Regions from separate parts of the Mus musculus genome. Here region 1 is linked to region 2. The links are chromatin loops, found by intact Hi-C in ENCODE. Cell type or tissue: gastrocnemius. All regions are shown on one strand. Links, peaks and the distances in the headings refer to the core of each region. The heading gives the core; the rest is flanking DNA. Region 1 has its middle 8.0 kb from the start of Itga9. Region 2 overlaps Vill (villin-like).

Evidence for each region. Peaks named below come from ENCODE experiments on the same cell type or tissue, not always from the same donor. Only the 100,000 strongest peaks of a DNase experiment are listed, where the experiment ranks them.
Region 1: it touches region 2 in a loop (2.5-fold over the local background); 5 of 42 quality-filtered maps call a loop at or near these places.

What each region holds. Positions count from the first base shown.
Region 1 is chr9:118,591,139-118,606,201 of GRCm38, forward strand. No RefSeq gene overlaps it. Among named protein-coding and RNA genes, the nearest start is that of Itga9, 8.0 kb to the right of the region's middle. In gastrocnemius, for the core only: no CTCF peak of the experiment used is centred there; DNase peaks (open chromatin) are centred at 6,185 and 9,457.
Region 2 is chr9:119,059,978-119,075,040 of GRCm38, forward strand. It overlaps Vill (villin-like), which reads left to right. Exons shown (of 20, transcript NM_001164567.1): 5 at 368-476; 6 at 1,500-1,610; 7 at 1,918-2,117; 8 at 2,465-2,543; 9 at 2,629-2,727; 10 at 3,271-3,406; 11 at 3,625-3,725; 12 at 5,482-5,619; 13 at 5,883-6,041; 14 at 6,724-6,903; 15 at 7,434-7,579; 16 at 8,335-8,479; 17 at 9,906-10,091; 18 at 10,301-10,372; 2 more. The coding sequence ends at 11,270. It overlaps Plcd1 (phospholipase C, delta 1), which reads right to left. Exons shown (of 15, transcript NM_019676.3): 6 at 14,896-15,063; 7 at 14,659-14,803; 8 at 14,433-14,582; 9 at 14,188-14,346; 10 at 13,786-13,945; 11 at 13,479-13,595; 12 at 12,498-12,676; 13 at 12,273-12,405; 14 at 12,046-12,195; 15 at 11,550-11,910. The coding sequence ends at 11,825. Among named protein-coding and RNA genes, the nearest start is that of Gm51697, 7.6 kb to the right of the region's middle. In gastrocnemius, for the core only: a CTCF peak has its summit at 7,830 (motif pointing left); DNase peaks (open chromatin) are centred at 7,830, 8,262 and 10,403.

The DNA.
Region 1 (15,063 bases), core at 4,749-12,748, 470 kb before region 2:
CACCTCTGTGGGTGTCTTCCAGAAAGGTTACCTGACACCACACAGGTTACCTCTGTGTGTGTGTGTGTGTGTGTGTGTGTGTGTGTGTGTGTGTGTGTGTGTAAAAGCACCGTGAATGTGGTGGGTGAGCTCCAACAGTCATCTCCTTGCCTCGTGAGGGCAGATTCCAGGGCCCCATAGAGAGAGCACATTTGTTTAATTGGACATTTGGTTATCAGGAAGGCAGGTAGTGATGCTGTCAGCTAAGTTCTCAGAGTTGCAGCTCTCTACAGCCCCAACTCTTGTTGATTACACACCCTCACTCGTCCCTGGGATTGTTGCTCCCCCACAACAGCCCCTGAGTAAGTTCTAAGCAGAACTGACAGACTGTGTTAAGTTCAGGGACGAATGGATACTTGATACTTGTACTTGGTGCGGTCCTGGATTATACTAGAAAGCGGCTGAGCAAGCCATGGGGAGCAAGCCAGTGAGCAGCACTGTCAAAGGCCTCTGCCTCAGCTCATGCCTCCAGGTTCCTAGCCTGACTCCTGTCAGGGTGGACTGTAACCAGGTTGTTTTTGTTCATGTGTTTACCACAGCAATAAAGAGGCAAACCAAGTTAGTGGTGCTGTTGGGCAGCTCCGTGTACACTGACTGCACCTTCATCCCTAGAGAATCAATCTCTCTTACCATCCCCTCCTCCCACAACTGGAGACCAGGGCAGGGCAGGTCACATGACCCGCTTTGAACCACTGAGAGAAATCAAATTCTAGGACTTCTGACTTCCCCCTCAAGACATAGAATACAGATGTGAGCTCCGGCATAGCTGCAGAGATTTTGTAGTCATAGGAAAGTGCGGAATTTCTGCACTGAACGCCAGCAACCCTAAGAGAAGCCACGAGAAAGCAGAGAGGAGGAGGGGGCATCCAGGGGCATCCAAGCAGAATTCACTGGACACTAGAGTTAAACCTGGACTCTCAGCTGTTAGAACCGATATGATTCTTTAACACCGTAAGTTACTTAGAGGTGGACTTTCTTGTATGTCCTTGACCTACAAGCTTCCTGTAAGGTTTAAACAGAACATTGCTTAGCGAGGCTGGTGTGCAGCTGCCACTCTGTGTAACCAATGCTGTTAATACGACGATGCAATGATTTTTTTAGTCATGTGACTTTCAGTGGTTATAATTCAACTTGTGTGTGCAATGTGTGTGTATGCATGCTCATGCGTGTGTATGCAACTGCATGCGTGTGCGTGTGTGTGGTGTGGTAAATGTGGGTACCCTTGGAGGCTGGAAGCAAGTATTGAATACCTTGGAGCTGAAGCTACAGGCATTTGTGAGCTGCCCAAGTGGGTTCTGGGATCCAAATTCTGGTCCTTTATAGCACAGTACCTGCTCTAACTGCTGGCCCCCTCTCTCTAGCCCCCTTTTAAAAAGGCCTACACCTCCACTTTAGTGTGATTTTATTCTTAACTTTAATATCCAATACCCAGGTCCTAAGGGAGAGGTCCTGATGGCATTGCCCAGACCTCTGCAGCCTCAGGAGTCAGACACTTTTCACAGAACCACGTGGGGGAGTGCCGCTGGGCCCGCCCACTCTGCTGCTGAGCCCGCCCACTCTGCCGCTGAGCCCGCCCACTCCATGCTGCTAGATCCCTCCCAGCTCTCACCTTTCATGTGCATCAAGCTTACACACTAACACTTCCAGCAAAGGTCCCCAGTGCCCTTCCTAGGAAGACAATGCCAACAAGAGTCAGAAGCCAACAAGAGTCAAGCCTTGCAGAAGGGGCCTAGAGTGGAGTGCCGAAGAGGTTATTATGTGTCTGAACCTTTCACACGAGAACTGGAAGCGTCTAACACAAAGAAAAACAAACAGAGGCAGGCAGGCTAATGCAGAGCACATGGGACCGCAGGCCTGTCAGCATTTCAACAGCTTTGCCTCTCCACCTCTGGACTTAGGATGACTGAAGGCTGGCTTCCTCAGATAAAAAGGCAGGCGGCACCACTGGGGAGACCGGAAGTATGGATGCTTTCATTTCTACAAGGGTGGTGGACTGCGCTTTATAAGAACCCACTGCATTCTGCTGCAGGTATTTGCCATTTAATCCTGACCCAGCTCACTTTTAAAGACAAAACCAGAACCAAAGCCCTTGGCTCTGAAAGGCCACGTCAGTTAATGAGGCGCGCTCTGCAAGCATGGGGTAGAGCCTGGCTCAGGCTCTGCTTTGTCACATTGTGTACACCAAGGTTCTGCAAACTGAGACGGCAGATGAGCAAGTGGGCAGATGGGCGAGGTCGTACGCATGCGCACAGCACACCGTTGCAATAACAGCCACATCAAGGTGCAACTTCCATGTAATAAACTGAGTATAACCTGGGGCCAGCGAGCTGGCTCCGAGGGGTAGAGGCACTTACCGCTTAATACTGGCAACCTGAGTTGGATCTCTGTACTCAGCAAGGTGGAAGGAGAGGTCTGACTCCACAAAGTCTTTCTCTGACCTGCCTGCACACACGCTGCCTTGGCTCCCATCAATCCCACCGTGTAATAGAGCCATCAGAATGTTACCCGTGACTGGTCCTTCAGCGGCTGAGCCATAGCCTTTTCTGTGAGATGAGAGAGGACGCTTCATAGCCAAATCTAACATCCCATGAGTTACTTCAATAGTTGTTGAGTCTGGGGGTCCCCCCAGACTCTGGAAGGAAGCCTTTTGTTATAAAATGTTTTGCTAAGATTTCCTCTGCGTCTGGTTTATATTTTCATTCTGTCTAAAGAGTAAAAGCTTTTGATTCTGGCAGATTGCTGTTAGTACTCTACATTTCAGGAATTCTGTTGCATACTTTAAAAACCTGAGTTACCATCCTGGGAGCTCTCTTTGGTGTGACGGCTAATATTGTCACAGGATCTAGAACTGTCCAGGAGAAAGTCCTAAATGCCTTTGAGGGAGTTTCTAGATTGAGGTTGGAAGACCCATCCTAAAGTGGGTGGCACTATCCCATGGGTCCCTGACAGAATTGGGAGGAAGTGAGCAGGGCACATTGGTCTGGCTCTCTTTGCTTCCTGACGGGGGCTGGATGTGACCATGAGACCAGCTCTTGCCTTCACAATGCCCCTGCCTTGATGGGCTACACTCTCAAACTGTGGGCCATGTGACCAGCTCTTGCCTTCACACTGCCCCTGCCTTGATGGGCTACACTCTCAAACTGTGGGCCATGTGACCAGCTCTTGCCTTCACACTGCCCCTGCCTTGATGGGCTACACTCTCAAACTGTGGGCCATGTGACCAGCTCTTGCCTTCACACTGCCCCTGCCTTGATGGGCTACACTCTCAAACTGTGGGCCATGTGACCAGCTCTTGCCTTCACACTGCCCCTGCCTTGATGGGCTACACTCTCAAACTGTGGGCCATGTGACCAGCTCTTGCCTTCACACTGCCCCTGCCTTGATGGGCTACACTCTCAAACTGTGGGCCAAAACAAACCCTCGTGTGCTTGGACTTGCCATTGGTCTTGTCACAGTAAAAAGAGTGGCAGACACGTTTGTCTTGATACTGTCATACAGTGACTTGGCAGTTCATTCCACTGCTCACTGAGCCCGTCTATTGACCGCCCCCATTACTAATTGTTCAGTCTCTAAGATGAGGACCACACATCATGTTGGCATGTGGTGACTTTGTGTCTTTCTGAGCGTGCTATTCAGATCGGCTCAGTCTACTAGCTCTGTTTCTTCAGGAGTGAGCCGTGTATCGGATAAGAGCTCTTTTCCATGGAGTTAGTTTTTCGTGGCTTCATCATGTTCCTCAGGAGGGGAATCACCATGGTGCACAGGGCCTAGTCCTGCACACAGCGATCTGAACGTGGCTCCTCCCCACCTCAGTTCCCAGTGTCCTGACACCCCTCCGATGTTCCCCTTCTGTGCAAGAGTCCCTCCTGTGCGAGCTTCAGTACAGGGATTCCTTTAAAGCGAGATTCTACCGCCTTCCATATTCCAGGGCATCTTAAGGGCGTTATTTCTCCCAGAAGCTCCTTTCCAGTTTTCCCACATGACGATGGCTTAAAACTATGTCTTGTCTCATTTCCCAAGACTTGTAGGAGGAGAGGCTGTGACTGATGCTCATTCCTACAAGATGAACGGAAGCTGGAGACAAGGAGAGTGCGGACAGGAAGAGCCTCTCAGCTGTTGAAAGTCCTTGTGTGCAAAATACACATGCCATAGGCTAGTGTGCAACTGTGTATGTGTGTGTTTCTAGTACAAAACCTAGGGCCTTATACATGCCAAGCAAACACTATGCCACTGAACTATATTCCTGTCTGGTTTGCAACTTTGATGCTTGCCTCTCTTAACTGGCTCAGGAAGCAGAGTACAGCCATGTGCCGGAGCCTAGTGACTTGTCACAAGGTGGGGGGACCTGATACTCAGATACAGACAGAAAAACAAGCACAATTGGGCTGTCTAGGTACTTTCCAAAAGATGTTTTTAATTCTTAATTAACTCCAAGAAAAGCTTATTTTAAAAATAATCTCACCATGTCCCTGTCAGGAAAGTCACTTAGATAAGATAATGCTGGGAAGGAGGAGTGCGTGGGCCTTGTCCGTCAGCCTCGGGTTGGCCATTCGTTGGGAAACTCGTGGCAACATGAGGTCAAATTGTTCTGCAGCTTGGACAAGTAGTCACAGTGTCAGTTGTTCATGCTTTAAATATTTGTGTGTGTGTGTGTGTGTTTGTATGTATGCACGTGTAAGAGTTTGCACACACATGCCTTTAGAGACCAGAGGTGCCAGCATCAGCTGCCTTCCCTTATCGCTCTTCTCCTCAGTTTTTGAAATAGGGTCTCTCACTGAACCTGAAATGTACCAGTTGACTAAACTGACTGCCCAGCAAATCTCAAGGGTCCCCCCTGTCTCTGCCTCCCCATCACTGGGGTTTCAGGTATGCACTACCATACCCAGCTTTGTGTGGATCTGGGGATCTGAGCTTAGTCATGGTTTAACAGCAATCACTTTACCGCCCTCCCAGACGGCTCCCGGCCCCACAATGTCTTTCATGATGCACCTTCTGTTATTGTTAGCTTCACCTGTCAGGTCCACACACCTTGGAAGAGAGAACCTCAACTGAGGAACTGCCTCCATCTGACTGGCCTCTGAGCAGGATCATGGGGACATTTTCTACATAGTCTGCTTGATATAGGAGGGTCCAGACCACTGGAGGCAATGCTGCCTCTGGGTAGAAACAAAGGCAGCTGAGGAAGCTGATAAACAACATTTCTCTGTGACCTCTGCTTCAGCTCCTGTCGCCTTGGCTTCCTCTGGCGATGGGCTGTAACCTGTAGAACAAGTATATCCTTCCTCCCCACGTTGTTCTTGGTCATGGCATTGACCACAGCAACAGAAACTAAACTAGAACTACAGCCCTCTGTGCTCAGCTGCTCTCCTGGGAGACTGGTTTGGGCATCTATTCTGTTAAAACCTTCATAACAGAGGAGCTGAAGACACCATCTTTCTACAAGGCTTAAGTAAGGTATAGCAGCGAGTCCTGGGCCTAGTCAGTAATAATTGGGACTTTGCTTCAGGTCTTAAGTCTCTCAGTCAATATCTGCATCAAGCCTTCTACAGAGGGAGTCCCACAACGCAGAGCATTGAAATAGTCTCTTCAGCTTCTGTGTCACCTGGCTCAGACAGCTATAGAAACACGTCTGTCATGAGACTCGTACTTACCAGTGGCTTTCCAGACACCGCTCTGTGGCGTGCTTTCCTAATGAGCACGATGCCTTGTTCACAAACAAAGAGACTGATTCTTGCAGGGCTTATCTACTCAAGGTCACATACCAACACTATCACACCTGTAGTAAGAAAGTGACTAAAGCCTTGTAGGCGGGGCCCTGACCTAGCAGGGCTAGTGCCTTTGTGAGAAGAGATGCCCTCACACACTCCGGTGGCCTCTCCTCTTTTTTTTTTTCCTTGTGGTGCTGGGGGTTGAACTCATGGTTTTTCACACTCTGGATCTGCCCAACCAGTAGGCAGTCTGTCCCTCCCCTCCTGTCCTTTGTCCCATGCAACTCAAAGGAAAGATCACAAAGAGGACCATACCAGAAGGTAGCAGGCAGCCATTGGCAAGTCCTGTTGGCACCTCAATCTCAGAGGTGAAAGTTTCAACTTCTGTTGTTTAAGCCGGGCACTGTGTGGCGTCTTGTGATGCCAGCCGGAGCTGGCAAATATGCCTGCCAGGCCACCAGGATCATGCTTACTCACCATGGTCAATCGTCTGGAAAGCTACACATTCTACAAGATGCAATGCGATTACAAACCGGCGGCTCTTTGGAAGTTGAAAACTCCTTCAGTGGAAGGAAGGTGCCTTTGACGTATTTGGTATCTGAAGATTAGCGCCCCTCCTCTCCCGCCTTAGACACCCCAAAGCGCGTGCATTAGCCTGTGGCTGAGCAAAATCGTGCAACACAACCTATTTTATAGCAAAGGGCAGAATTTCTTACATAGGTAGTGAGTACTTCCTTCTAAGTGGAAAAGTAAACCATTTGTACATTTTCACAGTATTGTAAAGTAAGCGCGTGTGCACGCACACACACGACTTTTATGATAAGTCATATGCTTTTATTATTTAAAAGACAATGAGGATTGCCTTTTAACCCTATCATCTAAGAAGGTGTGTGAATCTATTCTAAGACCGGTATTAGTTACCAAGAGCAGATTCACTAGATGTGGCTCTCTAGAAAAAGATATTGAGCCTGGAAAGCGGTTGGAAAAGTTACACCCAATAGTTGGACTTCGGCTTTTGAATCCCTCAGTGGGAAAGCATTTACTGCTATTCAAGTGGAAGATTTGGCGACGCTGGGTTTACCCTCCTGAACTTATCACACTTCAAAAGCATGAGGGAGTTTCATTTGTCCTGTGAATAAAAAATAAAATTAGGTCAGGTGATGTTTGAAGGCTTGGCTTCCTTCACAAGTGCATTTAGTCACCGAGCAGTCACTCAGAGGGGAGGTATGGCCCCGTGAGTGACCTGGGAGACATTTTTCTTTTCTTTTTCTTCTTCTTCTGGAAATACCCTGAGGTGCCATCTGGATTCTGACCATTTTCCTTCTTCCACATGGTGTTGGCTGGTCTCTTCCTCAGCTCTCCTTGCAAAGTTAGCCCATCCATAGACTCCAGGACTCTGGCCAAGACACTGGTAATTGTGGCTGTTCTTAGATCTACCTGTGCCTGCTGCCCATCCAGGTCCAAGTTTTCCTCTCAGGTGGAGCACAGATGCTCCATGTGCAACGAGCCCAACGCTTCCCTCCATCCTTCATCATTCTGTTCACCGGTCATCTTGTGACAGAGTTTTAGCATGTAGCCTTGACGGGCCTGGAATTCCCTACATAGAGGATGGCCTCACACTTACAGTAATCCTCCTGCCTCAGTCTCCTGAGCAGCTGGGATTGCAGGTGTACACCACCATGCCAGGGCTTGCTTTCTCTTCATGAAAGGCTTCCATTTGGTCCAGTGGCTTCAGCCATTTTCTACAATCACGGTAGACTATCTGAAGACAATTTGGACAATGCAAAGGATAGATAGACAGACAGTCTCGACTATAATTGCCACCATTGGGTCCTACTTTTCTATCACTGTAATAAAACACTATTACCAAGGCAACTTATAGGAAGAAAGGATTTATTTGGACTTATGGTCCCAGAGGGATAATGTTCCATGATGGTGGAACAGAAACTTAGTGGTAAGAGCAGGAAGCTGAGGGTTCCTATCTCGAACTAAATCAAGGAGAGAGAGAGAGAGAGAGAGAGAGAGAGAGAGAGAGAGAGAGAGAGAGAGAGAGAACCTGAAACGCTGCTTCAAAGCCTGCCCAAGTGACATATGCCCTCTATCAAGACCACATCATCCAAACAGTGCCACCGTCAGGGTCTCAAATGCCCGAAGCTACAGAGGACATCCCCTTCAAACCACCACATACAGCAAACATAGTAAAAGCCCAGCTTCCTTTTTATGTGCTGTGTGCTTATAGATGCAATTTAGTTAACAGACCTGCCTGGGATCAGATCAAGGAATTCACGTTTCACTTGTGTATGCTACAGGTGTCTGCTTGCAGATGGTGTGCTATCCTTGGATAATACACTTACTGAAAGTGCTGACCCCAATAGCAAGTGGCTACGCTATGGATTGCAGTGTGTGTCTGCATGATCTAATTGTCAAGGTCTTTGACGAACGCCGAAGAAAACCTGTCTGGGTTTGGGATTTCTGTGCCCCATGAGCAGGACAGGATGGATCCACAGGATGAGCCGACTCGTGTGGATGAACCCGAACTCTGAAGAGGTTCTTTTAGGGAGGTCTGAGGTGCTTATGAAGATAACTCTGATCTGCCCTTCCCATCCCAGACTCCCACATTTACTCTGGCTACTCTTTGAGGATTTGAAATGAGAGTCAGGGAGATGGCTCAGTAAAGTGCTCACCTTTGCAAACACAAGGGCCTGAGTTCCACATCCAGGACCCACATAAAACAAATGACAAAACCCAGCACTTGCAATTCTAGAACTGGAGAGATGGAGACTGGTCTGAGACTCATTAGCCCAGGCTGTTTAGACAGTTCCAGGCCAGTGAGAGACCCTCAAAAAAGAAGATGCTCAGTGCCTGGGGGGTGCCATGAAAGGTTGTCCTCTGTTCCCCCCCCCCAGATGCCCTCCACCTGTACATAGCACATTTATAAGCATGCACACAAACATACAGACATGCAAACAGAATTGGAGACTTATGCGAACTTCCTCATAAACAATGGGGTTCAAACGTGATTACATTGTTCAATGACATAAAATATAGTAGTTCCCATGAAGCTCAAGAGGAAGGAAGACCAAAGAGTGGATGCTTCAGTCCTACTTAGAAGGGGGAACAAGATAATCAAGGGAAGTAGAGGGAGGGAGGGACTTGGGAGGAAGAGTGAAGGGAGAGGGGAAAAAGAGGGGCAGAATCAGGTATAGGAGGAGATGGTGGAGATGTACAGAGGGCCAGGAAATTGAACAGAGGTGTGTAGCAATGGGGAATGGGGAACTGGGGGTAGCTACCAGAAAGTCCCAGATGCCTGGAAAGCAAGAGCCTCCCAGGACCCCATGGGGATGGCATTAGCTGAAATACCCCATAAAGAGGAGGGAAAACCTGTTGAGACCACATCTAGAGGTTAGGCATGGCCCCCTGGTTGACAGATGGGGCCACCCACCAATCTGCAAAATTTTAACTCAGAATTGCTCCTGATTAAAGGAAATACAGGGACAAAGAGTAGAACAGAGACTGAAGGGAAGACCATCCAGAGACTGCCCCCCCCCCCCCCCCCCGGGATCCATCCCACATGCAGACACCAAACCCAGACACTATTGCTGATGCCAAGAAGTGCTTGCTGACAGGAGCTTGATATAGCTGTCTCCTCAGAGGCTCTGCCAGATCCTGACCAATACAAATGTGAATGCTCGCAGCCAACCATTGGACCGAGTCCAAGGACCCCAATGGAGGAGTTAGGGGAAGGACTGAAAGAGCTGAAGGGGCCTTACCTGGCATCAATGGGAGGGAAGGCCCTTGGTCCTGTGAAGGCTTGATGGCCTAGTGTAGAGGAATGCTAGGGTGATGAGGAAGGAGTGGGTAGGTGGGTGGGTGAGCACCCTCATAGAAGCAGGATGGGGGGTTGGGATAGGGGGTTTTCAGAGGGGAAAATGGGAAAGGGGATAACATTTGAAATGTAAACAAGTAAAATATCCAATTAAAAAGAAGAAAAAAAATTAGTGGTTTCCTTTTTTGGTATTTTTAGCTTAGTAAATATCCAGATATCTAGAGTTCTTTCTTCCTACAAAACACCTCAAATTGTTGAATTAAATATAAAACTGAGCAAGAGATAGCTTGGCTGGTAAGAAGATAATATTCAGAGGCTAAAAATAATGAAAATTTCTCACACAGGGGACAAATGAGTGACAGAGTCAGCCCCAGCCATGGGCGTGTCTGGATCTACCTCACACTTGCCTGGGAATGCAGAGTCTGGGAGACCATCGGACTAAGGGCCCCAGATCAAGACCAACTCCTTAGGAAGTGAACTGGGATAGCCTGCTCCATTGAAAGAACATCCAAAGCTGTTCTGGTTTGTTTTCTATTGCTGTGATAAACACCATGACTAAGTCTTTCCTGTTTGGGTTGTGACTCGTGGTAGAATGTAAGTTAAAAAAAAAAGGAAAGGCAGCCTTCAGGTGCACAAACCAGTCTCTGTTGTGTGATATCTACCTATCGTCTATCTACATATCATCTATATCTATTCTCTGTCATCTATCTATCTATCTATCTATCTATCTATCTATCTATCATCTATATCTATTCTGTCATCTATCCATTTGTCACTTATATCTGCCTACCTAATCATGGGGTCATTCTCATCTACCTACTTATCATCTATATCTATGTATCTATCATTTATCATCTATCTGTTATCTATCTACCCATCATCTATATCTGTTATCTGTAATCTATCTATCATTATATATGTCTACTATCTATCATCTATCTAGCATTATATCTGTCTACTACCTATCATCTATCACTATATCTGTCTACTATCAATCTCTCAATCAATCACCTATCATCTATATCTGTTTATCCATCTATCCGTCATCTATCTATCATCTATATCTGTTATCTGTCTTCTATCTATCACTATATATGTCTACTGTCTATTATCTATCTCTCTATCATCTATGTCTGTGTACTATCTATCATCTATATCTATTTATCATCTATCTATCTATCTATCACTATACTATCTACTAGCTCATCTACCTCCTTACCTATTCATCCACCTACCTATTATCTATCATCTATCTACCTATGATCATCTATCACTTATCTGTCATCTACCTATCAGTCCCTATATAAACCAGACATTAGGCCACAGCACAGGTAGATCAGAAGTGCCCAGGCCAGTCCCAGAAAAAAGCACAATTTGTCTATGGAAAAATATATTCCAAACAAAGATAAAATTCCAAGGAACATGAATTTGCAACCAAAGCTTACAAAACTTATGGAAATAAGCTACACGGAGAGAGAGCAAACAGGGGCTGCAACGTCCACATACCTATGTGATCAAAGCCATATTAACCACAAACCTAAAGGAAGCAACCAGAGTGTGGTGAGGAGCTGGACATGGCGGCCAAATGTGAAGTCACAGCGTCCGGGGCGGGGCAGAAGGAGTCGTGAGAGTTCAGGGTCATCTGGGTTATGTAGCAAGGCTTTGTCAGTACTAGTAAAGACAGAGACGATAACAAGATTGAATGGGATGCGGCTCACAGATGAATATGTGCTTAGGTGTGCAAAGATCCTGGATTAATCCCAACACAGAAACACAAGGACCACACACAGCTCTTCAGTTAACAGTGAACAGGCTGGCAGCTCCCACCCCACGCGCACACACACACACACACACACACACACACACACACACACGGCTCTTCCCTCTCAAATTTGTATGCTTCTCTATAAAGCCACTAAGTTCACTATATGCTCCTCCTCTGTGTATAGGGACAACTGCTAGAGCCTGGGCATCCTATCCAGGGTCACCAGTCTGAAGAAAATGAACTCCCTCCTCCAGTGGCCAGCTGCTGCCAATAGCTCCTCAGCTAGGGGTGGAGATTGTAAGCCCCTCCTCCATCAGCTAGGGGTGGGGACTGTAAGCCCCACCCCCATCAGTGCTGGGCCTGTGTTTGATCTTGCCCAGGGCCTGTGCATGGAGTCACAGCCACCAGAAGCGCGTGTGAACTGTTATGTCCAGAAAACAGGGCTTTACAGCAGCCCTCCACTGCTTCCGGCTCTCACAGTCTTTCCACCCTTCGTTCCGTGATGATTCCTGAGCCCTGGGGAGAAAGGAAGTGGGGAATAGGTATTCCATTTAGGGCTGAGCACCGCACAGTCTCTTGTTCTCTGAGCTCTGACTTGTGAGTCTCTATTAACCACCATCTATTGCAAAAGGAAGCTTTTAAGATGAGAACGGCCTTAATCTATGGGTGCAAAGGGAGAGGAACACTGAGTTGTCTTCTTGGACAAAAGGTGCAGTTTCTAAAAAGGCATAGCGCCAAGAAGTCAATCTGTCTCCCATGTGGGAAGGTTTGAAAAGAATGCTTCCCCTGTGTTTCTCATCTACATCCTCAACTGGATGGGTCTCATTGGAGTCACCAAGGAGACCTACCGATAGACATGTCTGCGTCCAGGGAGGTTTGGCTGGGGTGAATGTGGCCAGTACCATCCTATAGGCTGGGATTCAAGAGTAATAAACTAAAAGGGGGAAAGGAAAGCCAGCTGAGAGGTGTTATAGCCCATCCCTGCTGTGTGTCCCAGCTGTGTGCTTCTGAGGACGCAAGCCATGCCCACCCTCCTACCTCCCTCCCCTGCTGTGATGGGCTTTGCACTCAGAACCGAGAGTGACAGTCAATGCTTCTCCCTCTGAGAGTCACAGACGCACCATCACACCATCGCTGTCGTTAGACAGAAAAGCTTGTTCCGACAGGCAGGAAACCGAGCTCACTGCTGGCTGCTGCTGTCCGATAACACGAATAACTAATCACCATCCTACCTTACAATTTCTAAAATGCTGCCAACAGTTCATCGGTGTGTTTCAAAGGCTTGCCAGTTTGTTAGCATCATCTTCGCGCTGACTTACGACAGGACAACTGGTCAGACCTGGAAAGTAACTCCATGTGTTTTATCTCAGAGTCTATGGCTTTCCTGCCATAATGTCACATGACCAGAACCACAATACAGATTGGGGGTCTCTTTCCCAGGGGCAGGGCTTCGTAATCTCCTGATGCTTAACAAACGATTGCTGGGCCTTACCCCTTAGTGAACCCAACCCAGCTCACTGCTTGTGAATTTATAGTTTTATTTATTTTACTTTTAGGTAGTTCCCTGGAACTGGAGTTACCAATGGTTATGGGACACTGTGGGTTTGGAATTGAACCTGGGTCCCCGACAAGAGCACCACACACTCTTAGTGGTTGAGCCAGTGTCTCTAGACCCAAATCTGTTTTTTTAATCCCTGGATTCTGATGTATGGCCATGTTTAGAAACCCCTGAAATGAAAGGCCAATACAACAGTTTGTGTGTGTGTGTGTTTTTTAAACCAGTATAACTTTGATGTTTAGTTTAAAGACTGTAATTGGTGTGTTTTAGACCAACAGACCTGAAACTCTTTTAAAGATTCACTTATTTTTATTTTAAGTGTATCATTGTTTGCCTGCATATGTGTATGGGCACAGCATGCATCTAGTGCCTGGGAAGGCCAGAAGAGGACATAGGATCTTCTGGGGCTGAAGTCACAGATGGTTGTGAACCAATATGTAGGCGCTGAGAGTCGAACTCAGGTCCTCTGCAAGAGTGGCAAAGGCTTTAACCTCTGAGCATGGTCTCCAGCTCCCAGTTCCTAACCTTTTAAAGTCTACCTTACCTCTTAAGAATTCACTAAAAATCTATAGCTCTTTCACTGAGGAACACACACACACACACACACACACACACACACACACACACACACTTTAACATATAACTTAAGGTACCATATTAATAAGCATTAAGATCAGTTTTATACAACATAAAATCACCTGGGGGGGGGAATCTCAACTAATTGTCTTCATCAGATTTGTCTGTGGGCATGGTTGTTAGCTGGTGAATGAGGGCTCCGACTGTGAGTGACACCAGTTCCTGAGCAGGTGACCTATGCCATATATAAAGCTAGCCGTGCATGGCGGGGGGGGGGGGTGAGGAGCAAGCCAGCGTGAAGAGCATAGTTCTTTCATGATTTCTCCCTCAGCTCTGGCATGGCTTCCTGCCCCATCTCTCTCCCGTGAGACTAACCTGTGAGCTGGGATACTTCCTTTCCTGCCCCGTCTCTCTCCCGTGAGACTAACCTGTAATGGCTTCCTGCCCCGTCTCTCTCCTGTGAGACTAACCTGTGAGCTGGGATACTTCCTTTCCTGCCCCAAGTTGCTCTGGATCAGAGTGTTGCTTTACAGCCCAGGAAGTAAACTAAGACAGGTGGATATAGCACTTATGCTGTGTAGTTTTGTATCAACATGGCACAAACTAAGGTCATTTGAGAGGAGGGAGCATTGCTTGTGAAAATGCTTCCCTCCACAAGATCTTAATTGGTGATTGATGAGGGAGGGCCCAGCCCAGTGTGGGTTGTGCCATTCCTAACTGTGATAGTCCTGGGTTCTACAAGAAAGCAGGCTGAGCAAACCATGGGGAACAAGCCAGTAAGCAGCACCCCTCCATGGCCCCTGCACCAGCTCCTGCCTCCAGATTCCTGCCCTGTTTTGAGTTCCTGTCCTGACTCCCTTCCATGATGAACAGTACAAGCTGAATCAACCCCTTCCTCTGAAACTTGCTTTTGGACATGGTGTTTCATTGCAGCAATACTGACCACAAGTAAGACAGCAGTAGTGCATCCGAGCTATGCAAATTACCTGACTGCAGTGGTTTAAGACAGCAACATTGATCATCTAACAATGCTGGACAGGTCATGGGTCTCGCTGGCCTGCGTTCCTGGAAGGGGTAGAGGAGAAGACATTTCTCTGTCCCCAGTTTTTGAAGCTGCCTGGCTTCTTTACCTCATGGACCCTTCCCTCCAGCTCCCAAGCTAGCGGTGATCTGGCTTCCTTTGTCACAGCCCTTCTGATGACAGCTGGAAGAGGCTCTTCACCTGTAAAGATCCCCGTGTTTAGACTGCTGGCGAGTGGATAACTCTGGAATGTGCACCCCCCCCCCACCCCACCTTGCCTACCCTAGGCTTTGACTGTTGTTGTAAGGATAAGCCTGATTAGAAAGAAAAAGATAAAGGCGTCGTGTGTGTTTAGTATGAATGAGACTTTGGAAGTGGAGAGGGTGGGAAGGGATGGGGAGGGGGTTGTGATTTTACCAGAGTAAAGAGTTAGTTCAACAATAACATTAAACTTGGAATAGTCAACTTCATAGAGTCAGGGATAAATGAAACTTGCCGGGGGCTGGACTGGGCTGGGCGTGCTTGTTAAATTTATGTATAATTTAATTTGCAAGATGAGCTATTGATGAT
Region 2 (15,063 bases), core at 4,678-12,677:
GCAAGACCACATACCTACCTCCCCATGCATGTTGACCTATAGATGGGCATGCATACCTGAATATTCATATCCACCACACAGACATGCTCTTCCATGTGCTAGCATTTAGACTCACCTGGGGAAAGTATGGCTGAAATCCCCCAACATACCACAGTCTACACAGTTCTACATGCTAATTAGCACCGCACATTTGTGTCTCATGTACCTATGTATTCATGCATACATGTGCTCACATGTACTACACAGACATGTGTGATCCCCACACATACACACACACACACACACACACACACACACACACACACATGCTCACTCCCACACCTGTCCTTGCAGGAGGTAAGCTTTCTCTTCCCTGTCCCTTCCTCAGCTACAGGAAGGGAGGCAGAGACTCTGCTCTCAAGTTTGCGGAGACCAACATGTACAATGTCCAGCGACTGCTTCACATCAGGGGAAGGAAGCACGTGTCTGCCACTGAGGTAGGGCAACCAGGGACACGGACTGACCTCCAGACTCCAGGCTAAGTATCCCGAAGTAGAGAAGGCAGGAAGTATGGGGAGCAATGAGCTAGAGCTCCCCAGATGGCCCACCTCACAAGGAGGCACAAGGCAGCCCCACCTCTGTCCCCTGCCGTCTCTTTCCTAATGCTCATGTCTCATGGATGCTTTAAGAACTTGGGCACGAGGCAGATGTGCTGGGTCCTTGTAAGCAGCAGGCTGGGAGTGTGCGGAGCCTCGCTCTTGGCCACACATCCTTCCTCCTCAGGCATAGGCACCCACCCCAGCCACCCTGGCCCCCTCCGAGTGCCCTTTCATAAATCAACACAAAGCACCCTATACCTGCACGCACCTGGAAATTAACTGTGGCACAAGACATTCTGCTGCCAGGCGGCCAGCGTTTGAGGCAGCGCAGAGTCATCTACAGTGTGGCTGGTGACCCTGAAGTTGTACATTTACAGCCAACAAGGCTTAAGGCAGCTCCATGGTGCAAGGCCCTTGCCAGACTTTGCACCATCATTCCCACAGTGCACGGACATGGACATTTAGACTGTTTGGGGTTTTTCTCTTTTGCCATTGAGATTTTTTAGGATGTCGTCCAGATGTGTTTGCTTCAACAACTGTTCGTATGCTGGTTTGCACACGGTCACCACACTTACACACAGTCACCACGTGCATAGGCTGTTATCAGACGTGATGTGTACTATACGGGTAGATCTGCACGTTCATACAGAGATAAACAATTACCCACTTCTGGATAACCACATGGAAGGTCATGTGTGGTTATACACATGCACATGTGCACACACACAAACACACAGCTGCACACAGACTCATGCATACAAATGACATGCCCTGCCTTGCTCTCTCTCTCTCCCCTCCCCATCCTTTGTCCCCTTCCCTCCCCCTCCCTTACTCCCTCCCCCTGCCCTGTTCCCTCCCCCTTCCCACGGTGCTGATGGTCTGACACCTTTCCCTTCCACCTCTCTCTCCTGTCTCTGGAAGGTGGCCTTGTCCTGGAACAGCTTTAACAAGGGGGACATCTTCCTGTTGGACCTGGGCAAGGTGATGATCCAGTGGAATGGACCCAAAGCCAGCATTTCTGAGAAAGCACGGGTCAGTGTCTGCCTCAGGGACTGGGAGTACAGGGCTTGGGGAGAGATAACCTCTAAGTGTTCATCATCTGGCCACCAAGAGAGGGAGCTGGGCTCTCTGTTTCCACCCAAAGGGCGTCTACTAGATACAGGCTAGGTTCAGATGCCCCACTGGTGATGTCCCTGGGAGGCACTAGAATGGCATGACACCAGCTCTCCTGTCCCTCCCCCTGTGCCTATGGGCACCAAGCAGTGACAGGAAGGACCTGGGCTGTGTGGAACCAGGTGCCACTCCCAGGAAGTCTTAACTGCCAGCTCCTCTCCTGCAGGCTCTGACCCTGACTTGCAACCTCAGAGACAGGGAGCGAGGTGGCCGTGCCCAAATTGCTGTGGTAGATGCGGAGAATGAAGCCACCAACCTTCTGCGCATCATGGAGGCTGTGCTGGGCTGCAGATCAGGCAGCCTGTGTCCCTCTGTACCCAGCAACAGTGTTAGCCAGCTACAAAAGGCCAATGTCCGCCTCTACCAGTGAGCAGAACTGGGGGAGGGAGGGCACAGGGAGAGTGAGGGTCACAGCTATGTGTCTGTCCTTACTGAAATAACAGGTCCTCTACAAAAGCTTCCAGTAAAAGCCTGTGGGTCTCTGGGGTAGGTCATGTGCAGTGTTGGGCCTGCATGATATGCACTCTTGCATGGCATGTGGTAGCATTGATGAGAAAAACCCATAGCAGAGATGGGGAGACTGAGGCCCTGTGAAGAGCCACCTAAACCCCACTACCTAAGTCTCCAGGAGACTAGAGGAGGTCAGGGGCACTGGGATGGCACCAGGCCAAGGAGAGACTAGCCGTCCACATCTGGATACATGTCCCCCCCAGTGTCTGTGAGAAGGGGACAGACCTGGTGGTCCAGGAACTGGCGACCCGCCCACTGACCCAGGACCTCCTGCAAGAGGACGTAAGGAAAGCCTAGCCCAGTACCCTACCCATCCCTACCTCCTGGCCCCAGCCCCTGCCAACCAGACTCACAACCTTTTTCCTAGGGTTGCTATCTCCTGGACCAGGGTGGCTTCAAGATCTACATGTGGCAGGGACGAAAGTCCAGCCCCCAGGAGAAGAAGGCTGCCCTCAGCAGGGCTGTGGTGAGGTCCTGGGACCCTTCAGGGAGGCAGCCTGTGGTTAGAGCTGGCATAGGATAGCCTGCAGGAGGCATAGGGAGGTGGGTCTAAGGGATAAAATGGCTCTCCCTTGGAACATCTTTATCCTGGGGTCTCCAAGAAGAGGGACCCTTGTCTTGGGGTCAGAAAGTGAGTGTGTCTGCCCTGGAAACCTCGATCGGGAGGGAAGATATCTAACACAGAAAGCGCCATGTGTGCAGGACTAGCCTTGCCTTGAGGCCTGAGAGCCTGAGAGCCTTGGGGGTGGGGGTAGAGGAAGTTTGTGAGACTGTAGGGTTTGTCATGGCCAGCCCTTCACCAGGCTTGGATTGAGGAGTCCCTGTCTTCCCTCAGGGGCCTCGGGAGAGTCAGACAGTGCAGGAGCCAGCTTGTTAAATGGGTCACAAGTTTGGTTAATTAACTCAGTTCAGAGCTTGGGCATCCTTGTGGCCACGGTTGGGGGTGTCTCTGGGGATGGAGCACAGCCAAGGGCCTTTGAGCCTCAGGCCTGACAGAGCTGTGTCCCAGGGCTTCATCCAGGCCAAGGGTTACCCGAACTACACCAATGTGGAGGTGGTGAACGACGGCGCGGAGTCCACAGCTTTCCAACAGCTCTTCTGGTCTTGGTCGAAGGAGCTAGATAGGAAAAAACACCCAGAGAAGAGTGAGCAAGAGGAGGGGCACGGGCGCGGGGGTGGAGCCTGGTGAATGGGCGGGACTTAGAAGGAGCGAGAGGCAAGAGGGACCGGAACCAGGACTAGCGAGGTGTGTCCCCTAAGGATGAGAAGGAAGAGGGTGTGTCCGGGACCCTGTGAGATGGGTGAGGAGTGATTCGGCCGGGTGGTCCTGAAGAACATCACTGACTCTCCGCTCCACATGCAGGTAAACTGGTGCAGGGAAACCTGGAGGTAGGCAAGCTTCACACCCAGCCTGAGCTCGCGGCCCAGCTCAGAATGGTGGACGACGGCTCTGGGAAGGTGGAGGTGAGGGCACTGGCTTGCGGGTGATGGTGTGTGCACACAAGGATAGACTCTGCCTGGAGAACCGATGACTGGGGGTGGACGGGGGAGGGGGAGGGGCGGCCATGCCGGTAAACCCAACACTCTGTGGGAGGGACTATCGAGAGTTCGAGGCCAGTCTGAACTACATGAGACACTGTCTCAACAGACCGAAATGACCCAGGCACTTGTACATACCCATCCACACACAACCAGGCATATACTCAGGGAAATAGAAACATGCCTGCTCTCTCTCCAACAGTCACACCAAGTCATACAAATCACTCACTCAGAGACATGCAATTTGACAACACCCGGACAATGGACCATGCCCTGTGGCCAACACAGGTGCACACAATCATACAAATCACAGCCTTAAGCACTCCTAGCCCCTAACACACAGTCACAAACCCCTCCTCTGGCCCCAGATCAGTGTTCTAGAAGCTGAAGGGGCTGAGGCTGACTTGCAAACATCGTGCAGTATAGGAGCACACACTGACATATAAGGCAGATCCTTTCGTTCTCTCAAGCCTGCTTTTAAATCCATAACATAGAGCTGGAATTATGGTCCAATCTCATCCCCAAGCTAATGTGGGGATGCTATAAGACGGCGGAAACAAGACTGCTGTGTGCCTGGGAATGTGGGGGGTGCTGGGAGCTGTAATTTCTCTAGGTAAGCAGAGGTCAGAGAAAGTAGAAGCTCTGCCTACATTTGTCCTTATGTGGACGGTGAGCAGGGGTGGATGGGAAAAGATGGAGGAGGGAAGGGGGAGGGGAGGCAAGGCAGAGAGAGAGGAAGTTCCTGGTGAGGCACTCAGTAAGTGCTGGTGAAGGACAGGAAGTACTGTTTCCAGCCCCACTGAAGTACAGAGGGGTTGGTGCTGTGACCCTCTAGCTTACAGGAGGGAAGAACTGGGTCACACACCAACATGCACAGACGCCCAGCTTCTACCAGCTCTGTCTGGTTCTAAGGCTGAGGTGTGGCTCCCACAGTAACAAGACATCACTCGGACAAATGTGAGCAGGCGACACCATTTTCAGCATGTTGGCTTTATTAGACAGGTCTCATATACCCTAAGCTGGCCTCAAACTCACTGCACAGTCAAGGCCGGCCTTGAACTGCTGATCCCGCCTGCCTCTCCTCTCCTCCTTCCACAGGTGGAATCCCAGGTCTGGGAGGTGCTGGGGATTAACCCAGGACATTGTCACACTGCACCAGCATTCCACCACCCGGGCCACACCCCCAGCCTTGGATTTTGTTTGTTTAGGGGTTTTTCGTTTTATTTGTGAATTTTGTTGATGACTTTCTAAAGAAAAAAGAAAATTTCCCTCCAGAGTGCCACAGCCTCCCTTTCAACCCTACTTCTGTCTCCTGGGCTGAGCAGAGAGCCTCTGAATGAGAAGAGGGTGCTGTCTGCCCCTAACCAGGGATACAGCTAGTGGGGTCTAGACCGAGATGGCCACGGACCAGCAACTGGATCCATCTTATAGCCTCTCGCCCTCCTCCTGATTCTCCCAGGGACAGCATGCATGTCTGGGCTGAGAGCAGGCCAGCATGAGGTTGGTGAGGTCTGTGGGAGAAAGGGTCACTCAAAGGTCCGGTATGAAGCACAGAAGGCACAGACCTGGACAAGCTGCTTGCTGGCACAGATGAGCCAATGAATGCTTTCTGGCTTAGATGTAGGTGGACAGGCTGCTGCAGGTAAGGTTCATCTATGCTCACGGGTCCCTTGCTCCTCAGGTGTGGTACATCCAGGACTTACAAAGACAGCCTGTACATCCCAAGTACTATGGCCAGTTGTGCTCAGGAAACTGCTACCTTGTCCTCTACACATACCAGAAACTGGGCTGTGTCCAGTACCTCCTGTACCTATGGCAGGTATGCCCACCTGCCTTCCAGCCCAAGAGCTAGAGAGTGGAGGAGGAGGGGGGAGGGAGAGGGGGATGAGATGGAGCAAGAGAAGGAGGAAGGGAAGGAAGATGAGAAGGAGAAAGGGAAGGAGGAGGGGGAGGGGGAGGAAGAAGAGGAGGAGGAGGAAGAGAAGGGGGAGGAGGAGGGGAAGAGGAGGAAGTGGAGGAGATAGGAAAACCCTGGGCACAACAAAAACCCAAAAACCATCATTGTCCCCTTCCCTGTTGCAGGGCCACCAAAGCACTGTAGAAGACACCAAGGCCCTGAACTGCAGTGCTGAAGAGTTGGACCTCATGCACCAGGGTGCACTGGCGCAGGGGCATGTGACCATGGGCAGTGAGCCTCCCCACTTCCTAGCCATCTTCCAGGGGCGGCTGGTGGTCTTCCAGGTAGAGCCCATGTCAGACCTTTCATCCCTTCGTCACAGGCTGGAGAGGGGCTCACTTGGTAGAGGGCTTGCCTCGAAAGCTTGAGTGTGATCTCAGCACCTTCGTAAGATGCTGCGTGTGAGGGTGGGTGCTGTGATCTGAGCTCCATGGATTCTTGGAGCTCGATGGCCAGTCTAGCCTAATTGGTGAGCTGCGGGCCAGTGAGAGACCTTTTCTCCAAGGAGGTGGACAGCATTCCAGAGGATGACATCTGATGTCCTGTGGTCCATGAGCACGCACACGCATGCACACACACACACACACACACACACACACACACACACATACACATGCACACACGTGCAGACATGCACACATTCATAATCAAAATAACTATTTGACACAAGCCACTCAACGGGAGGAAGGGTTCAGTTTAGGTTCTCCTCAGGGCTGCTGTCGTCCCTGGCTGTGTTGAGTCCATGCCTAGATGAGGCTGTATATCATGGTGGCAGAACCGTGCTCTGGGCCCTCTGAGATGGGAGACAAGTCTAATTTGAAGGGGTCTCTTTCACTGTCCTGCACATAGAGGACGGCAACAGTCCACACTCAAAGGGCCAGGGGACAGTGCTAGTTTGTTCACCACCAGAACAGGGAGGGGACCCCAGGAGCCTTTGACTCAACCTGAGGCTTTGCCTTCTTCTAGGGGAATGCAGGCAACAAAGGGGAAAGACCACCAGTATCCGACACCAGGCTTTTCCACGTGCAAGGGACCGAGAGCCACAACACCAGAACTATGGAGGTGCCGGCCCGTGCCTCCTCCCTCACTTCTGGTGACGTCTTCTTTCTGATCACAAGTCATGTTTGCTATCTCTGGTTTGGGAAGGTACCAGTGACTTCCCCCTGGGAAGGTGGTGCTAGGCCAGAGATGGGTTCCCCTCCGCACAGTTGCAGACTTAGTCCACAGAGATGGTCCAGTGGAGACGATGCTGTGGGTGGTGTGGAGTGGCCCAAGACCCTGATAGATCTGGGGAAGTTACATAGTCACAAGGGGACTGGGGTTCCTCAGGGTAGGATAGCCTGGCTCTGGCTGCCTCCCTTCCTGCTTGGGGACTTACCCAAGCATCTCTGGGAAAAGGAGACCTCGTCTAGTTTGCTTGATTGTTTTGTTGTTGTTGTTGTTGTTGTTGATGTTGGTTTGTTTTCTTATGTTTAGCATAAACCACAGATGACTCCAAGCCTAGATTCTCTCAACCATGTTCTGAACCCAGATAGGGCTATAGGGTTACAGTTGGGGGACTGAAAGGGAGGTCCCCAGAGGTGCCTCCCTCTGCTCAGGTGCAGCTCCCCAGAGGACCCAGTGGATAGGACTGGAGGTGAAGGTCTGTAGAGCTTGACCCAGCTTCTGCTTGCCAGGGCTGTCATGGGGACCAACGTGAGATGGCGCGGACGGTGGTCAGTGTCTTCCCAGGGAATAACAAGGAGACAGTGCTGGAGGGTCAGGAGCCTCTCTACTTCTGGGAAGCCCTCGGAGGCCGGGCCCCCTATCCCAGTAACAAGAGGTAACAGAATCAGGGGAGAATATGTTTATTCTGAGGAAGAATTGAGGCTGGAAGGTGAGCCCTCCTCTGGCCAGGTTTCCTAAGGACGTTCCCAGTGGAAGGTCACACAGAGATCTGGACTAAATCTGCGGGACTCTTAGTCCTCCTCCTGCAGGGGCCATTCGAGTCAAGCCTACCTTGCTGTTTCCAGCCCTGGGGTAACGTTAAGGGGGGCAGTGTCAGGGCTAACAGGGAGAAATGGTGCCCTCTGCTGGCAGAATCCACTCCCTGCATTGCCACTAAAGGTGATCCCTAACCAGTCAAGGCATGCATAGGAGGTAAGAACAGAGTAAAAATTCAAGGAAGGAAGGAGCCCTGGGCCCTGCCGCCCACCCAAGTCTCATTAGCTCCCAGCCTCGGTCCCCTCCTTCCACCCTGGACCTGAGGCCACTTCCTGACTTAACTAAGTTTAGGGGACTCCCATTCTAGGGAAGGCAGGGCCTCCGTTCAATGATCCACACTAGGCCAGGAGTCCCCTTCCCCAGTGCCAACCCTGATGACTTCATTCAGCAGCTGACAGGTTTTCGGTCACCATTGAAGGAAAGGGACCCTGCCCTGGAGCAGGTACTCCTAAAGGAAGTTGAGGTAGGTGGAGGGCAGAGGAAGGCCCAGGGCTCCTGTCCCAAAGAGCTGCTTTCCCTGAGGTAGGGAGAGCACCCATGCCAAGGGCCAGTGTGGTCCAGACTGTGCCCCCTCACAGCCCCTCCTCCGGACAGGCTTCCCGAGGAGGTGTGGAGCATCCAGCCCCGACTGTTCGAGTGCTCCAGTCACGCAGGCTGCCTGGTCCTCACGGAAGTGCTGTTCTTTGGCCAAGAGGACTTGGACAAGTATGACATCATGTTACTAGACACCTGTCAGGAGGTAAAGTGGCCACTCCTGTTTGGCTGGGCTGGGAACTCAGGGTGTGCATCAGTGTGGTTGGGCGTGAAGGAGAGTCTAGCCTGTGACTGATTGTTGCCGTGGACTCAGAGTCCGGGTGTAATAGAGTCAGGTTGTATGTGGTTGTGACCGTGCGTGTTGTGTGTAATGCTGTGTGCCCCATGATGCTGTGTGTGACTGAGGCTCTGCCTAGCTACACGGCACCGCAGGATGTGGAGGGTCTGACTGGGTAGCACAGGGGACTCTTTGAACCTGCACATTTGGGTAGCTACGGCTGTGGGTAACCAGACCATGCAAGCAGTTGTGCAGTCCAGTATAGTCCAGTACGAACAAGAACTGGCCACACCAGTTGTAACTGTGTGTGCACGTGTCTGTGTGAGAGGAAAAGGGGGAACATGGGGTTGGTTGTTGGTGTGACAGAGCAACTGCATTTGTGAGTCTGTAGAATTCTGTGAGCCCATGAGATGGTATACACGACCAGCCAGAAATTGTTACGTGACAGGTAACAAGATGTGACGTGTCTATGTGCACACATTAGATGACAGTAACTGGCTGTGGTCAGCTATCTGGCTCTATGGCAACGGGCAAAGTGTCTCTGCAGCTGCGATACCGTGCGCATGTCATTGTGTGTGGTAGCGTGTGCGTGTGTATGTGAGTGTGTGCGTGGTCGTGTGTGACTGTGTATGCTACTGTCTCTGTTGGGATAAGGTTGAGCCCTGAGGACATCTCAGAGGAAACCCAAGCCCAGACTCCACCCCCTCTCCCCCACTGCACAGCCCACCACATTGCCCAGTCAGCCCCTCTCTGACCAATCATCTCCCCTGACTCCACCCCCTTAGCCCAGAATGGCCTCAAACTAACTATGTAACCCTGAACTTCTGATCTGAGTCCATCTCCCAAGTGCTGGGAATACAGACCTAGCCCACCCCCTCCTGTTTACGTGGTACTTGGGGTCTAGGGCTTTGCTAAGCAAGCACTTGAACTGAATAGTAGCCCCCACCCCTTTTTGAGGCAGAGAATCACACTGTGCAGGCTAACCTCAAACTCTCTCTGTAGCCAAGGATTGCCTTGAACTGACTCTCCTGCCTCCACTTTGCCCGTGCCATCTGTCATTAAAGACATGTGCCACAATACCTGGCTTAGGGACTGAAGCCTGTGTTCTTTCTACCGTTGAGTCTTTAGTACCAAGCCCACCCTAGTGATTCATACCTATTTATAGATTAGATACATGCAGGCATGCATGCATGCCTGTGACCTCAAGTGTTCATGGGTGTACGGACACCGTAACGTGTTGGGTTCTTGGCCATGCATATGCATGCGGGCTTCTGAAGCCATCTGAGTTGGGAGGAGGTGGCTGTCACAAGCAGTCCCTCCACCTGTCCAAGCCCAGGCCTCCTCTGTGGCCCAGATCTTCCTGTGGCTTGGGGAAGCTGCAGGTGAATGGAAGAAAGAAGCAGTGGCCTGGGGCCTTGAGTACCTGAGGACTCACCCAGCAGAGAGGAGCCTGGCCACACCCATCTTTGTGGTCAAGCAAGGCCATGAGCCAGCCACCTTTACCGGGTGGTTTGTCACCTGGGACCCTTACAAGTGGATGGTGAGACGTGATGCCCCACCTCTGCTTAATCTGGTGTGTATGTGGGGGTGGGGGTGGCAGTGACACTGGAAGAGGCCTCTCCTTGGGCAAGGACCTCCTGTGAGTCAGGGGGAGGGGAACCTGATCTTGGGCTTTAGGCTCCTTCCTGGGTTTCAGGGGAGCTCCTTCCTTTACCCCAGTCCTGATAATAGTCCAACTCTTGACCCCAGAACAGCCAGTCCTACGAGGAGATGGTGGGGAACAGCCTGGGACCGGGATCTGCAATCTCTGAGATGACAGCAGTAAGTGTTGGACAGTTTCCCTGGCAGCCCCACAGGGGGTTTGCGTTCAGACCGAAGGGAACAAGATACAGGTGTGAGGCGTAGGAGCGAGGGCCCAGACTCCCAGATCGAGGAGTTCAGACAATGCCAAGAGGCCTGTGGGTTCAATGTGGTCTGGGTGGGTGCCTGTCCTCTCTCTCCTGGACCCTGAGGCTTCTCTCTGGACAGGAAGTCCATAACTTCCAGCTAACTCCACGGCTGAGTGATAACAAGGCAGGTCACCCGGCACTGCAGGCCTTCAAGGGTTCCCAGGACAGTCCAGAGAATGAGCTGGGGCTGGACCTCAGGGTGGATGGCGCAAACCCCAGCATGAACCACACCAGCAGCTGCAGTGACTCAATGGTCAATGGGAGCCTGCCCCGGGAAAGGCTGATGCACCAGGCACTGGAGGACCTGCCACCGGGTGTGGACCCAGCCCGTAAGGAGGTGGGTACTAGACCTAACTGCACTGGGGAATCCCACAGGATCCTGTCCCATAATGCACTCTGAGCAGACCGGAGAAGTTTTGAATGAATGACACCTCCGGGATGGGACAGGAATCTGGGCTCCAGGAACTCCCATCCTTCCCCGCCCACTCCCACCCTCCTATCCCCATCCCTCCCCGCCCACTCTTACCCTTCCACCCCCATCCCTGCCCGCCCACTCCCACCCTCTCACCCCTATCCCTCCCACCCCCATTTCTCCCTGCCCACTGTACCCTCCCACCCCCATCCCTCTCCACCCACTCTTACCCTCCCACCCCTAGTTCTATCTCTCAGACTCTGATTTCCAAGACATCTTCGGGAAATCCAAGGAGGAGTTCTACAGCATGGCCAAGTGGAAGCAGCAGCAAGCGAAAAAGAAGCTGGGCTTCTTCTGATGTGGGGAACCCTGTGCCACATACCCTGAAATTCCTCCTGGGGTAACTCCCACTTCCTAATAAAAGCCAGTGGCTGGCATCGGGTGTGGCACGTGTGCCTGTGTGCCTTCGAGCCCCACCATCTGGTAGAGTCCCCTCCTCAGTGGCAGGGCCCTGTGGCACTCTGGGACACCGTCTTCCGTGGAAAGGATTCCTTCTGACTGCTTGCTTCCGGTCAGAAGAGGTATGCATGTAGATCTTGAGGGACTCCCTGGTGTCTTTGTAAAGAGACTAGAAGGATTTATCTTGTGATTATTATTTTTTTTTATATAAAAACTCACAACCTAAAGTCAACTAGGGGTAGGGAGAGAGATGCAGTGTTGTTCCTAACGGAATTTTAGACCACTCCGGGGACTGGACTGCTCCTGGACCCCCAGAGAAGTAGAAGCTCAGGCGATGTGTTAGAGCTGAAGGCAGTTCAGTGGCCTCAAGCTCCGCGCCAGAGGTGCAACATTGCCAGACAGGTGTGGACACAGCTCCGCCCACTCAGGGCGGACTGCGTCAGTCCCCCAGGCTTAGTCCTGGATGGAGATCTTCACAAAGAGAGTGGCTGATGGATGCAGGTCTCCATTCTTAGACAAGAGGTGGACATGGCGGTACCCTAGTGGGAAAGGACAGTTCTGGTCACTTGGGAGAGGATGAGTGAGCTGTGGGTTAAGAGAAGCCAGGCCCCGCCCACTGCCCCTGGCAGGCTCCGCCCACTGCTCCTTGAAGACTCCTCCCCTCCAACACTCACCCTGCTTGAGGCTGTTCCAGGGGATAGTACTCTGGCCGATAAAGTCGTTCTTAGAGGAGGAGTCATAATCCTCTACCATGAAACGTACAAGGGCAAGGTCAGGCACTGCTACCACAAACTCAAACTCCGTGTCCCACCGTGGGTTGAAACCTAGAAAGGCAAAAACCGTATGAGCAGCAAAGTCAACAGCACCAGCGCACCTAACCCAGGCCCAATGCATACTATACCATTATTGGTAATAACTGCTGTCTGACGGCTGGCCACATCCTGGCCCACACCGTGGATCTCCACTATCACCTTGGGGTCCACGATAGAATTCTTATTCTTATTGACCTTCGGCAGCTGCTGTCCAGAGATGATCTGAGGAAAGGCGGAGACAATGAGCGTTCAAGGACATCAATGAGCAGGAAGGGACTTCCACAGGCTGCCATGCCCCCTGTATCAGGCCATACCCAGACTCGGAGCTTCTTCGGGGCCCACCAGGGCCCCTGAGTCAGGGCCCGTGAGTTGAAGGTGGTGTCAGGGTCTCTCAGGAAGGCCGGTTTCAGCACATACCCACAACCTCCATTGTCCTGGAAGCAGCCAAGGTAAACATCCATTTCTGGCCCAGGGGTTTGGAAGTTCAGAGCCACTACAGGTGGAACAGAGCAGTCATCAACTGTGGGTTGGCCCCAGAGTCCTAGAGCCTAGCCTCCTACTCAGAGTGCACTAGCATCTGGGTTCCCATGTGAGTTAGAGCAGGATCCAATGGTCCAGTGTCTCCTGCCTTCCAGCATCCTAGCTGACCCACCACACTGACCACATTCTTTGTGTGTGTGTGTGTGGTGTTGTGTATAATATAGGTGTGTCACGAGAGTGTGTGCACATGCATATTTGCATATACTTGCGGAGGCCAAAGGCCTGGCATCTTTTTTGCGACAGGGCTCCTATTGAATCCTCTGGGCTGGCTGGCTGGCCAGTGAGTGGAGCTCAGCTTCTCTCTGCCTCAGTAGTGCTGATTACAGATTGCCTGTCATCAACCCTGTGCTTTCATGTGGGCCGGGGTCCCAAGCAGGACCTCCTGCTTCTATGGCAGACATTTTGCTGACTGAGTCATCTCCCCAATCTCTTTCTGGGGGGTTTGAGACAGGGTCTCATGTAGCCCAGGCTGGCCTTGAACTCACTAAGTAGCTAAGGATAACCCTGAACTCCTGACCCACCCACTCCCCCCCCTCCCCCGGAAAGTGCTGGAGTGACAGGTGTGACCTCATTCCCCAAAAGGAAACTCAAAGGGCTGGAGTTCACACCAGACACAGACTTGCTGGCTGGGTAATTTGGCCCGCATCCAAACCTTCTCAGGCCCCCCCAGACCTCGCATCCTGTGACCTTCACAGCTGTGGACATCAAGGCCAAGTGCTTTCTCTAACCTCCCTCCAACCCCAGCTGGTTCGTACCAATCTGGCAGCCTCCATTCCACATCTCCACGGGACTGTAGTTGGAGGAATCTGTCCTCCACCCAGCTGGGTAGATCCTGCTCAGATGGCCCACGTTATGGCGGACAAAACTATTTCCTGAGAACAGATGGAGTCAAGTCATCAGAGAAGGCCAGGGTGGGCTAAGGACATACCCACCCCACCAGCTCTGTCTGGACACAACGCTGGGAATGCCAACTTGGGACCCTGCAGGGCCGTACGTAGGGCAGGCCCAGCCTCAACCAGTCCAGATGGCCAGGATCGTGTGTCTGCAGGGACAGGGGCTCACCTGATTCTTGCAGCAGCCGCAGGGCACGGCTCTCGGAGAAGGAAGCCATCTCATAGAATGCCTGCCCAGAGGTGCTAGGACTGGAGAAGCCACCAAAGTGGACACTCTTGCAGTAAATGACCATGTCGGAGAGCTCCGGCACCAGCTTTAGCTTATCCTCCTGGGGGCCGCGGGGAGGCCCAGGTTAGAGCCATAGGTAGGGTAGGACAAGGTGGGCACTGAGCACCAGAAACCCAGACGAGGGAGCGAGAGAGAAAGAGAGAGAGAGAGAGAGAGAGACACGGAGAGAGGGGGCAGAGGATCTGAATGGCAGCCACAGAAAAACCAAGGCAAGGCAAGTCCCGTGGGTAACGGGGTGGGAGGGGCCCGGGGTCGCCCCACCCCCACAGCTTCCCCTAGAACCTTGGGCTTGTGTTGCACTTGGCTGCGCACGGCCTCATCTTCCATTTCAGCAGCCTCATCTTCGTCAGACACATCGGTGGCTTCAGGCCCGTTTTCCCCTCCAGCAGGTAGCAGCCCGCCCAGTTTCTTCCCTTTCAACAGAATCTTTTCCTTCAGTTGCTGGGGATGTACGGACAGACTGGTCAAGACCCACATAGGCCTACAAGCCAGGTTCACTTCCTCACCTTAAGGGTACCACTCCCTACCTCAGGCGAAGGCAGGCTCGTGGTAACCCCATCCAGCGGCTGGTCCAACAGCATGGGCCCCAGGATGGCCCTCAGGTGATGAGCCATGACTCGTTGTTGCTCCAGGCTGCAGTGGTTCTCCAGGGACAGGATAACTGGGTAGGGGGATGCCTAGAAGCCCCAAGATGAGTTAAAAGGGACGGTCCACCCCTTGTGTCCTCTCCTCACTCCCACGGGCATGGCCAACCTTGAAGGCGTAGTCCCGGATGGCCCTGAGCACGTCGCAGAAAAGTATCTTAGAGGTAAAAGTGTAGCCATGGTAGATGATGGGTTCCTGGTTGGGGCCGTCCCAGCAGTCCAGCTCCAGACACCGGCAGCCTTTGCACAGAGCCCTGCAGAGAAAAGGTGACAACTAGGCTAAGACCCTCCAGGTTCCATCCCGGGTCCCACCGCGACCTGCCCCTAACAGTTCCCTGGGCCGCACCGGATGTAGGCCTCCGTGCTGCTGGGCCCTGTGAGCTGGTCCTCCAGTAGGTAGGTGTTGTGGGAAGAAGACACTAAGTAGTGGCTGAGCGGCTGGTTCATGTCCTGGTAGACACGGCGGTGCGCCAGGCTGAAGGCGTTACCGTCAGCAGACAGCAGGTACATGAGG